Linked DNA regions of Homo sapiens: region 2 is linked to region 1. Evidence: chromatin contacts called from ENCODE Hi-C data. All regions are on one chromosome and are shown on one strand. The core of a region is the stretch at or near the end of the contact, and the rest is flanking DNA. Distances in the headings are between cores, read along the strand shown. Region 1 overlaps CASK (calcium/calmodulin dependent serine protein kinase). Region 2 has its middle 96 kb from the start of MAOA.

Region 1 (4,003 bases), core at 227-2,726:
AGCAGTGTGGGCTTTAACACTCTCCTTTTATCCTTTATCTCCTGTTTCTTACCAAGCAGATGATTAAAGAAAACCTTTTCAGTGTTTGTACATGTGAACTAGTTTCTCACTGACCTCAACTCTCCTGACATCAGCAGTGTCAGAAACCTCTTTCCTGTTGAGCTGAGTCATAGCCAGCTGTCGTGGATTTCTCTACAGCATAGAAGGGAGGAAAGCCACGGTAGACCAGGCCATTTTTGACCATACATATCCAAAATCTGTATTCAAATTAGGCTTTGGATTTTTTAAAAAGGCAAAATGACAGCCTTTGCCTATGTTCATTGTCATAGCAAGCAGACAGAGGTGTTTGGGGCCTCTGATCCCTTTTCCCACTGCAGTGTAGTAGCACCCAGGTTATGAATACCTATTAAGTATGAAATAAGCTTCACAGACTCACCAAACATTTTTTTTTCTTTTTTTTGAGACGGAGTTTTGCTCTTGTTGCCCAGGCTGGAGTGCAATGGCGTGATCTCAGCTCACTGCAACCTCTGCCCCCCGAGTTCAAGGGATTCTCCTGCCTCAGCCTCCCAAGTAGCTGGGATTACAGGCATGCGCTACCACACCCTGCTAATGTTTGCATTTTTAGTAGAGACGGGGTTTCTCCATGTTGGCCAGGCTGGTCTCGAACTCCCGACCTCAGGTGATCCACCAGCCTTGGCCTCCCAAAGTACCGGGATGACAGGTGTGAGCCACCACTCCCAGCCCAAAATTTTTTTTTAAAAAAAAGCCAAAATTAATAAGCAAAAAGTGGCTGGGTGCGGTGGCTCATGCCTGTAATCCCAGCACTTTGGGAGGCCAAGGTGGGTGAATCACCTGAAGTCGGGAGTTTGAGACCAGCCTGGCCAACATGGTGAAACCCCGTCTCTACTAAAAATACAAACATTAGCAAGGCATGGTGGCGCGTGCCTATAATCCCAGCTACCCGGGAGGCTGAGGCAGGAGAATCACTGGAACCTGGAAGGCAGAGTTTGCAGTGAGCCGAGATGGTGCCACTGCACTGCAGCCTGGATGACAGAGCGAGACTCTGTCTCAAAAAAATAAATAAATAAAAAATTTTTAAAAGTAAAAAGCATATTCTATGGGGTACACCATTATAATGTGGCATACTCAATGTAATTTTTATGTAATTACCTAGTCTATTGTCTAATTCAATGTATATTCACTTTTGAAAGGCATGTCACTTAGAAAGTTTTGTATTCACATCTATAAAAAGGTGACCATTGAAGATCTGTGAGACCATTGCTGTATGAGCAAAAGGCAATTGGCTGCTGGGCTTTTCCCAGGAACTTACTCTACTGTTAACTCGAGCAGTCCCTGCTTCATGACTACATTTCATTTTCCGGCTATGTGCTCTCAGATGGCTTGTGCTAATTGCCCCCATGTGTTTTGAGTGGCTTCTTACATGGTTTTGTGAACAATTGTTTGTAAGAAAACTTTTCTTTCTTTCCCACCACCCCCCCTCCAGAGGGAAATGCGGGGGAGTATTACCTTCAAGATTGTGCCAAGTTACCGCACTCAGTCTTCGTCCTGTGAGGTAATGACTCTAACAAACCACCCCCATCTGCTCTGAGTTCTTAACTAACTGTCTGCTGATGGCTGTATGTTTTTGCTTTCTGGGAAATTGTTTCTGCCTGTGCTGTTAGATCACTGCACACCAATTTTACAACAAAGATAACGGAACAGAGTAGGTCCCATCCACCTACTCAGCCCTGCTTCCATGTGGATCTCCTCAGCACTTTGAACTTTTTGCAGGCTGAAATCTGAGCAAAATGTAGAGAAGTTACAAATGATGACATAAGGCTTAATAAGGAAAAAACGGAGTGTCTGAGGGAAAAAAACTAAAGGCCATAATTGCAGTAATATTTCCAGGAAGTTCATTCACTTCCCTTGTTAAGAAATCACATAGATAGTTCTTCTTTCTAAGGATCTGAGAAGTGATCTATTTCTGTTGAGATACAGTTGTTCATACAATTGTGACAGGTCTCTAGATGGAAGTTAAGTCTGCAATGAATTGATAATTGACTTCACTAGAGGGAAATAGGCTTTTGCAACCTTTTGTAAAACTGTTTAAATTTAGAATGGTATGTGATCTGTAAACAAGTAAGTTTTCTAGAGTAATACAGCCCCAAAGTTTCTTTCTTAAAATAGGCTTATCCTGTAGAAATTATAGTTCTTCCAACCTATATTATTCAGTTTTGTGTTGGTTGTTAAATGAGATTCAAAAATCTATTCTTTTTGTATTGGAAATATAAATGGGCATAAATGATATCATCCTTTGGTCATTGCACGTTCAGCTCGAGTGTTATTTATTGAAGCTTGTTCTTTCATGTGCATCTTCCGAGAGTATGTGCATCAATATGAAGTACACACTTCCTAAAGTTTATTTTTAAGACTGACAGGTAACTTATTGGATTTGTACTTAGGAGAACCTGAGAGAGAATTGTAATACTTCTAGTCTCTAGTGATGGTGTAAATTTCATAAGAAAAATCAGAGGCTTCATATTTTTTAAAAGCCTATTGAAGATACATATTAAAATGTATAGTTTTGTCAAGTATATTTTTGGTGAGCCATGGCAATTGAGGTGTCCGTTGTAACGGGTCTTGAGCTCCTCTTGGTGGCTTTTTATGGAACTTCAATTAATAGTATATTTCAAAAGAAAATGCAGAATTGCTTCTGTTCCAGGATTCAGAGTATTGAAATTTGTTACCTAGAACACAAACTTTGCTGGGAAACAAAGAATGTCACACTTAACATTCTATGTAAATAATTTTAATATTCCAGAGTTACAGATGTCCTTATATCATTTCTCATCTGTTGAAGAAATTTAGTAAATACAATTGACTTTTGTCTTTTTGGCTAACTAACCAGAAGGTACTGTTAGTTATTAATACAACATAAGTTTCTCTTTTTTTTTTTAAATGGTCGAACTAGTTTGGGGTGGAACCAGTATCATAGATGTAAATTCTATGTTCTTGAGTAAGAAGAACCCCTCTTACCTTCTTTGCCTTTGAATAGTAGAAAAAATAATGATACTTCTCTCCTAGCTCCACCTCCAGCCTTTTTGGCCCTCCTGTTCCCTGGCAGAATTCAAGCTTGTGGTTGGACTCTTCCCAGCTAGGGCAATACTTCAAAAAAAAAAAAAGAAGGCTCTCTGGCCACCTGCATCTGCATCCCCCAGGTCCTTGGTTAAAGAGTAGACCCCTGCCCCTCACCCTGGCTCTACTGACTTGAGTCTCTGCGGGTGGCACCTGGAGATCAGTCTTGCTCACTAACATATGAGAATGCTCTTCTAAGGGATCTCATTACCTTTAAGGCTGACAGGTTCTAGAAATGCTCTTAAGTCATCTGGGGAAAAAAAATGTCTTTTAAAAAGACATGCACATTTCTAAGGCTTAAAAGAACTCTACAGAAGCAAAAATTAAAAAGTACTTATTTCCTTCCTCTCCTTGTTCTTATCGTTAAAGTTGATTTGGACACTAAGGGAATGGAGCCTGGAAAATATTTTGAGTGTATAGAATAGTAGAGAGAAAGCAAGCGATAGAGGAGCCTGGATATAGGAAGAGTGGCTGTGGCTCCTAGGATCTTTGCTGGAAGTGTAATATTGTTATAGGCTTGAGATTATTGTTTTAATCAATCTGCTAAAATAGTCTTAAAAAAAGAGTTCTTCTCTGATGTATATCTCTTTTACCCTTACTAGTAATAATATTTATTCTATAATAGAAAGATTCTGAGGTGATTGTAACATGTGAAATCTTAGGTTTGTTTCTCTTCAGATTGGGTCAGTTAGTAACTCTTGACACAGGTACTAAAAATTATTAAATACTTTTCAAACCTAATCTTTAATAAAAATTAGGCAGTTGGGATCTTCAGCACGATAATTTATGGTAATGTTTGTCATCTTATACTTGATAGGGTTTTAATATCAAGTCACTCTTCTGGGTCTCATTAAAAGAAAGAAAAGGT
Region 2 (5,549 bases), core at 1,870-4,369, 2.0 Mb before region 1:
CTGCCTTTCTTCGCTCACTGCCTTTCTTCATGCTCCTCTTGAGCAATGCTGGCTGCCAGAGCTGTATCTCAAGCCTTTCTTTAGAGCCTCTGTATTGCAGACTTGTCTATCCCACTGGTATTTCAAATTCACTATGGCCAAGATGTCTGATTTTTTTTCTCATCACCTGCCTACCCATAACCCCCCCCCCTTTTTTTTTTTTTTTTGGTATTCAGGACCACAGTCAATGGTATTCTTATCCAATTCATCATGTAAGGCAGTAACCTGAGAGGATCTTCAATGCTTTCATCACCTTCCCTTCCCCCATGTCCTCCTCCCCAGTGCCCTCATTACCAAAGGAAGATGTTTTAAGTACAGCAACACTTGCCTAAGAAATACCAAAACTAAATGTTGTGCGTCATTGCAACTGTCTGTAAACAGATGAAGTATTTTTGTTTTCAAAAAACTAAAACCACACTGTTTGAGTGCCCCTGGTAAGCCAAACACTGACTGGACCTAACTGATGATGCTTTCCTCACCAATGAATAATAGGAATTGAGTAAACCAACCTTGTCAGACCTATGGATTCATTCTATGTTAGCCAGAGTGCTAGTTTTTAATCCTCAATTAGTATAACCACTATGAAACCTGCTGCCTGGTATTTAAAAACTATTTTTTTCTCTCAGTGAAGAAATCAGTGCATTTCTTCAAAGGCATGCTTTCCTTTGCCTAGGAAGTTAATCGACTAAATGTCTTAGTCCATTTTGTGTTACTAGAACAGAATACCTGAGACTGGACAATTTATAAACAAAATAAATTTGGCTCATGGTTCTGGAGGCTGGGAAGTCCAAGATTCAGGGTCCGCCTGTGGTGAAATCCTTCATGTTGCATCATCCCATGGTGGAAGGCATCACATGGTGAGAGAAGGTGAGAGTGCACAAGGTACAGCGAGAAAAAGAGGGCCAAACTCTTGGGCTAACTAGTCCACCCCTGTGATAATGGCATTAATCTATTCATGAGGAAAAAGTCCTCATGACCTAATCACCTCTTAAAGGTCTTACCTCTTTTTTTTGAGATGGAGTTTCACTCTTGTTGCCCATGCTGGAGTGCAATGGTGCAATCTTGGCTCACCGCAACCTCTGCCTCTCGGGTTCAAGAGATTCTCCTGCCTCAGCCTCCTGAGTAGCTGGGATTACAGGCATGCACCACTATGCCTGGCTAATTTTGTATTTTTTTAGTAGAAACGGGATTTCTCCATGTTGGTCAGCCTGGTCCTGAACTCCCGACCTCAGGTGATCCGCCTGCCTCAGCCTCCCAAAGTCCTAGGATTACAGGTGTGATCCACCGCACCCAGCCAAAGGTCTTACCTCTTAAAGGTCCTATCTTTTAATACTGTTGCAATGACAGTTAAATTTCAACATGAGTTTTAGAGGAAACATTCAAACCATAGCACCCAATTTTGTAATTTTTAAACCTCTGGTGGTTTTATTTTATTCCTTGACATCCCTAATATTTGAATATCCAGGTCTATTGATGTTTTACCTTCTAAATATTTATCATATGCATTCCAAGTACCGTGAATCTGGTTCAACATGGACACATAGAGGGGAACTACACACACTGGGGCCTATTGGAGGATGGAAGGTGGGAGGAGGAAGAGTATCAGGAAAAATAACTAATGGATACTAGGCTTAATACCTGGCTGATGAAATAATGTGTACAACAAACCCCATGACACATATTTACCTATGTAACAAACCTGCACATTGTGCATATGTACCCCTGAACTTAAAACTTAAAAAAAAAAAATCTGGTTCAAATTGCCATGTCTTTAGGTTGTGGTAAATTTTTCCTAACTGGTTTCCATGTTGCTAACTTTATGCCTTAACTACTGTCTTAAATCTCTATGTTGGGTAGAAATTATATTCAAGATTCTAAACCACTTAACTAATCGGTGCCCTTTAAGAACTGCCTTTATTCCTCAGACATAAGTTTAAGATGCTAGGTGCCAGATCAAGAGAACCTCGTGTCTCATATTAACTCCTTGTCACCTTTAACTGAACTGCCACGTCTAGTCTTATAACTTATTTTCTGGTGGTACTGAATTACTCATAGTCCTCTGTGAAAACATGCCACAGCCTTCATGTAAACCACTCCTTGCTATTCCTTGTTTTATATGAGCTTAGTTGTAGAGGATGAATATAATTTAGCCAGGTGTTGTGTCAGGCAGGATCCCAACAGGAAACAGATGGCATACACGAATTAGGATCATTTAAGGAGGGTTTATTTACAAAGGGTTTAATTAAAGCATAGGTGGGGTGAAGAGGACTACAAGAGAGTGCAGGAACCCAAGACTAGAAGCAGCTACTACTACCACTAGGCTAGAAGAGATGAGGGGAAGGAAAGGTTGCTGGAAACTAGAATGAGAGAGAATCCTGTAGAGCAGGCCCATTGAGAGGAACAGATCTTCCGCAACAGGGCCAGGCCAAGGCAACATCACAGGAGGGAGTCCTGGGAATAAAAGCCTGAGCACATTTACCTATTTCCTTGTCATCTTGCCAACATTTTCACAGGTGCCTTTATCTTCTGGCTTCCAATCTATACAGATCAGCATCTCTGGACAGGGAGAGGTAAGGAAAAGGGTAGAAAAAGTAGATCTGGAGGGGAAAGGAAAATACCCAACGTGGGCTCATTCCAAAAACCTTGGGCCTTGATCTTTTGTTTTTCCTCATGTAAGCGCATATATTTAATCTCTCTTACTAGACTATGTCTCAAGGAAAGAGATTGCTTTACCCAGCTTTGGGTCCACAGAGCCCCAAACATAGGAAGTTTCATTGAGTTTAACTGGCCAGGTTCACCTATATCTTTTCCTATCCTTCCCTTGCCTTTGGAAGCACCCTTTCTTGAATTATTGCCTCTTGATTACCTTGTGCTTGGTGTGTCTCTCTTGGCCCCAGGCATGGTGTTACTACACTAGGCTTCATCTTGAATTGAGGTGGGGACCCTGGCAATCAAAGCCAACTTCTGCCAGATGCCCAGGAGAGTGAAGAGAAGAAAGCAGAAGGTCTTTTCCACGAGGTGGTCTTTTGCTGCCACCTTCTGGCATCCTTTCACTACACCCCAGATTCTCAGGAAATTGAATCAAGTCACACCTCCCCAGGGGAGGTGGGCCCAGGGGGAGTGAAAGAAGCAGACCTTACTCAAAGACAAGAAGGCTCAGCTGGCCCTGGTCTCCTGTTGGTTAGAGGGCAGCAAAAGCTAGCATTTCAAGAAGCAATAAAATACAATTTTTCTAGTCTTTAGATGCCGAAACCTAAACTTTGGTTTCATCCTCTTACTACAGCTCTAATTCAAAAAAAAAAAAAAAAAAAAAGAAATGCCAGCGACAGCCACCTCTTTGCCTCTCCACCAACTTCTGTACAACTGCCAGCACAGATATGGAGATATCCTACTTCTCTGCCATGCTTGGAGTGGTTGCCCAAAGGGCAGGAACTGACTTATAGGTTTTTAATTTTTTTATGTGTGGTTATATATATATATATAAACATAAAGCCATTGTAACTATTTTTAAGTGTGTAATTCAGTAGCATTAAGTACATTCACATTGTTGTGCAACCATTGCCACCATCCATCTCTAGAACTTCCTTATCATCCTAAACAGAAAATCTCTACCCATTAAACAATAACTCCTCATTCTTCCTACCCCCAGCTCCAGTAAACTCTATTCTACTTTCTGTCTTTATGAATTTGCCTATTCTAGGTACTATATAGAAGTGGGATTATACAATATTTGTCCTTTTATGACTGGCTTATTTCACTTAGTATAATGTCCTCAAGATTCATCAATGTTGTAGCATGTATCAGAATTTCATTCCTTTTTATAGCTGAGTAATATTCCATTGTATGTATATAAATGTGCAGAAAATATTGAAGGATACAATAAATAGCAAAAAATAAATGGTATAAAAATGTTAGAGAGATTAAGAAATTTTAATAACTGAAATTGCAGTTATAGTTAAACTTCCTTTATTCCCCTTCCCAATCCTATTCTCCCTCCTCCCTCCCTAAAGGTAATCACTACCCTGAAGTTGATGGGTTTCTTCCCATTTTATATTTTTATATTATATGTTTAGTTTTCCAAAACAATATATAGTATTCTCTTGTGTTTTTATATTCAATAAATAGCATACTCTATGTGACATTCTGAAGTTTCCATGTCTCACTGTTGTTTTCAAGATTTATCCATGTTGATGCATGTGGTTCTAGTGCATTTCATTTTACTGTTTTATCCTTTTAAGTATGTGCATGTGACATATTAGCCATCATCCTATTGCTGAACATTTAGGATGTTTCCAGGTTTTTTTTTTTTTTGCTGTTACAAATAATGCTGCCATGTATTATTTGTATCCTTACCACATTTCTTTGAGCACAGGCTTTTCCTGGGGTCTGGAATACATACCCTGAACTAGAATTGCTGAGCTACAGGCCATGCACATCATCACTTTTACCAGATTCTGCTAAATGTCTATTGGTACAGCAAAATAGCACTTCAAATTTGGACAGCAGTGTTTGAAAGTCCCAATTTTTCCATACTCATCTCCAATTAGTATTATCAGTCTTTTTACTATTTCTCAGTCTGTTGGATAAAAATGGTATAATGGTATCTAATTGCTTCAGTTTTCATTTCTTTGGTTTTTAGGGGAGATAAGCATCTTTAGTATGTTTATTAGTCATTTGGAGTTTCTTATCTATAAAAATTCTAAGACTCATTTATATTTTAGAGTTTGAAGGAGTTCTAAAACCTATCCGCCCAATGAAAACTTATTATGGGTGTTTACCTATTTCCTTTATGAAGGCTTATTTATGGGTGTTTACCTATTTCCTTTTAGTGAGAGAACTTCAATTTCATGTTTCAGGGCTTGCTGCCACCAGATGTCAGCACTGTACCATAATCTCAGAGCCCAGCTTTGCCGGAAACGTGTTTTCCGTGATTCAAGATGGTGGGTCTTAATCATGTTTGGTAATACAATTGGATTTCTGCACATTTGTGCAAATAACTTGTAAAAATTCAAATATACTTAAGTAAATTATATTCTTTAGAACAAAGTTTTAAAGCAAGTTGAGCCCTGAGTCTAAATATCTGCATACATATTAGATTTCTGATTTCTACTGTGTCAATCTTAAAATTAGATGGTAACAAAATGTTAAAGCCAACATCTTTCGAATGATTATGTGCAGAGAACTGAGCTAAGCGCTTTTGACATATAGCCACGTGATTCTTACTGCAGTTATGTAAGGCAGGCGTCCTCACCTCATCTATCAAAAAGGGATAACTGAGACATAGAGAGGTTAAGTCAGTTGCTCACTAGCACACAGCTAGTTAAATGTCACATCTAAGGTCTTTCAACACAGGCAGGTTGCTTTCAAAGTCTGTATTCCCTGCTATTATGCTACTCTGGCTCTCAACATATGGAATTCTGCAATCAGCCTGTGTCCAAATCCCCTAGGGAGTTTGTGCTTAGGGATAAGAATAAACTTGAGCTAACAAGGGGGAATCCTTTCTAAAACTG

The links. Hi-C counts contacts between places; a loop is a spot of excess contacts on that map. Pooled maps may share reads with other maps.
Region 2: a loop to region 1 is called in a map of endothelial cell of umbilical vein, with 22 times the contacts of the local background. The contact joins two enhancer-like sites. A Hi-C loop is called at or near these places in 13 of 168 maps with a recorded cell type or tissue (A673, B cell, CD4-positive, alpha-beta T cell and 7 more), 10 of 37 single-sample maps with no recorded cell type and 26 of 50 pooled maps.

The regions. Positions count from the first base shown.
Region 1 is chrX:41,557,349-41,561,351 of GRCh38, reverse strand. CASK (calcium/calmodulin dependent serine protein kinase) reads left to right here. Exons shown (of 27, transcript NM_001367721.1): 18 at 1,505-1,573. Among named protein-coding and RNA genes, the nearest start is that of CASK-AS1, 42 kb to the right of the region's middle. Within about 2 kb of position 1,476, at least 5 of the 41 ENCODE cell types and tissues checked have a DNase peak (open chromatin) inside an H3K27ac peak, as active enhancers do.
Region 2 is chrX:43,557,386-43,562,934 of GRCh38, reverse strand. No RefSeq gene overlaps it. Among named protein-coding and RNA genes, the nearest start is that of MAOA, 96 kb to the left of the region's middle. Within about 2 kb of position 3,119, at least 3 of the 41 ENCODE cell types and tissues checked have a DNase peak (open chromatin) inside an H3K27ac peak, as active enhancers do.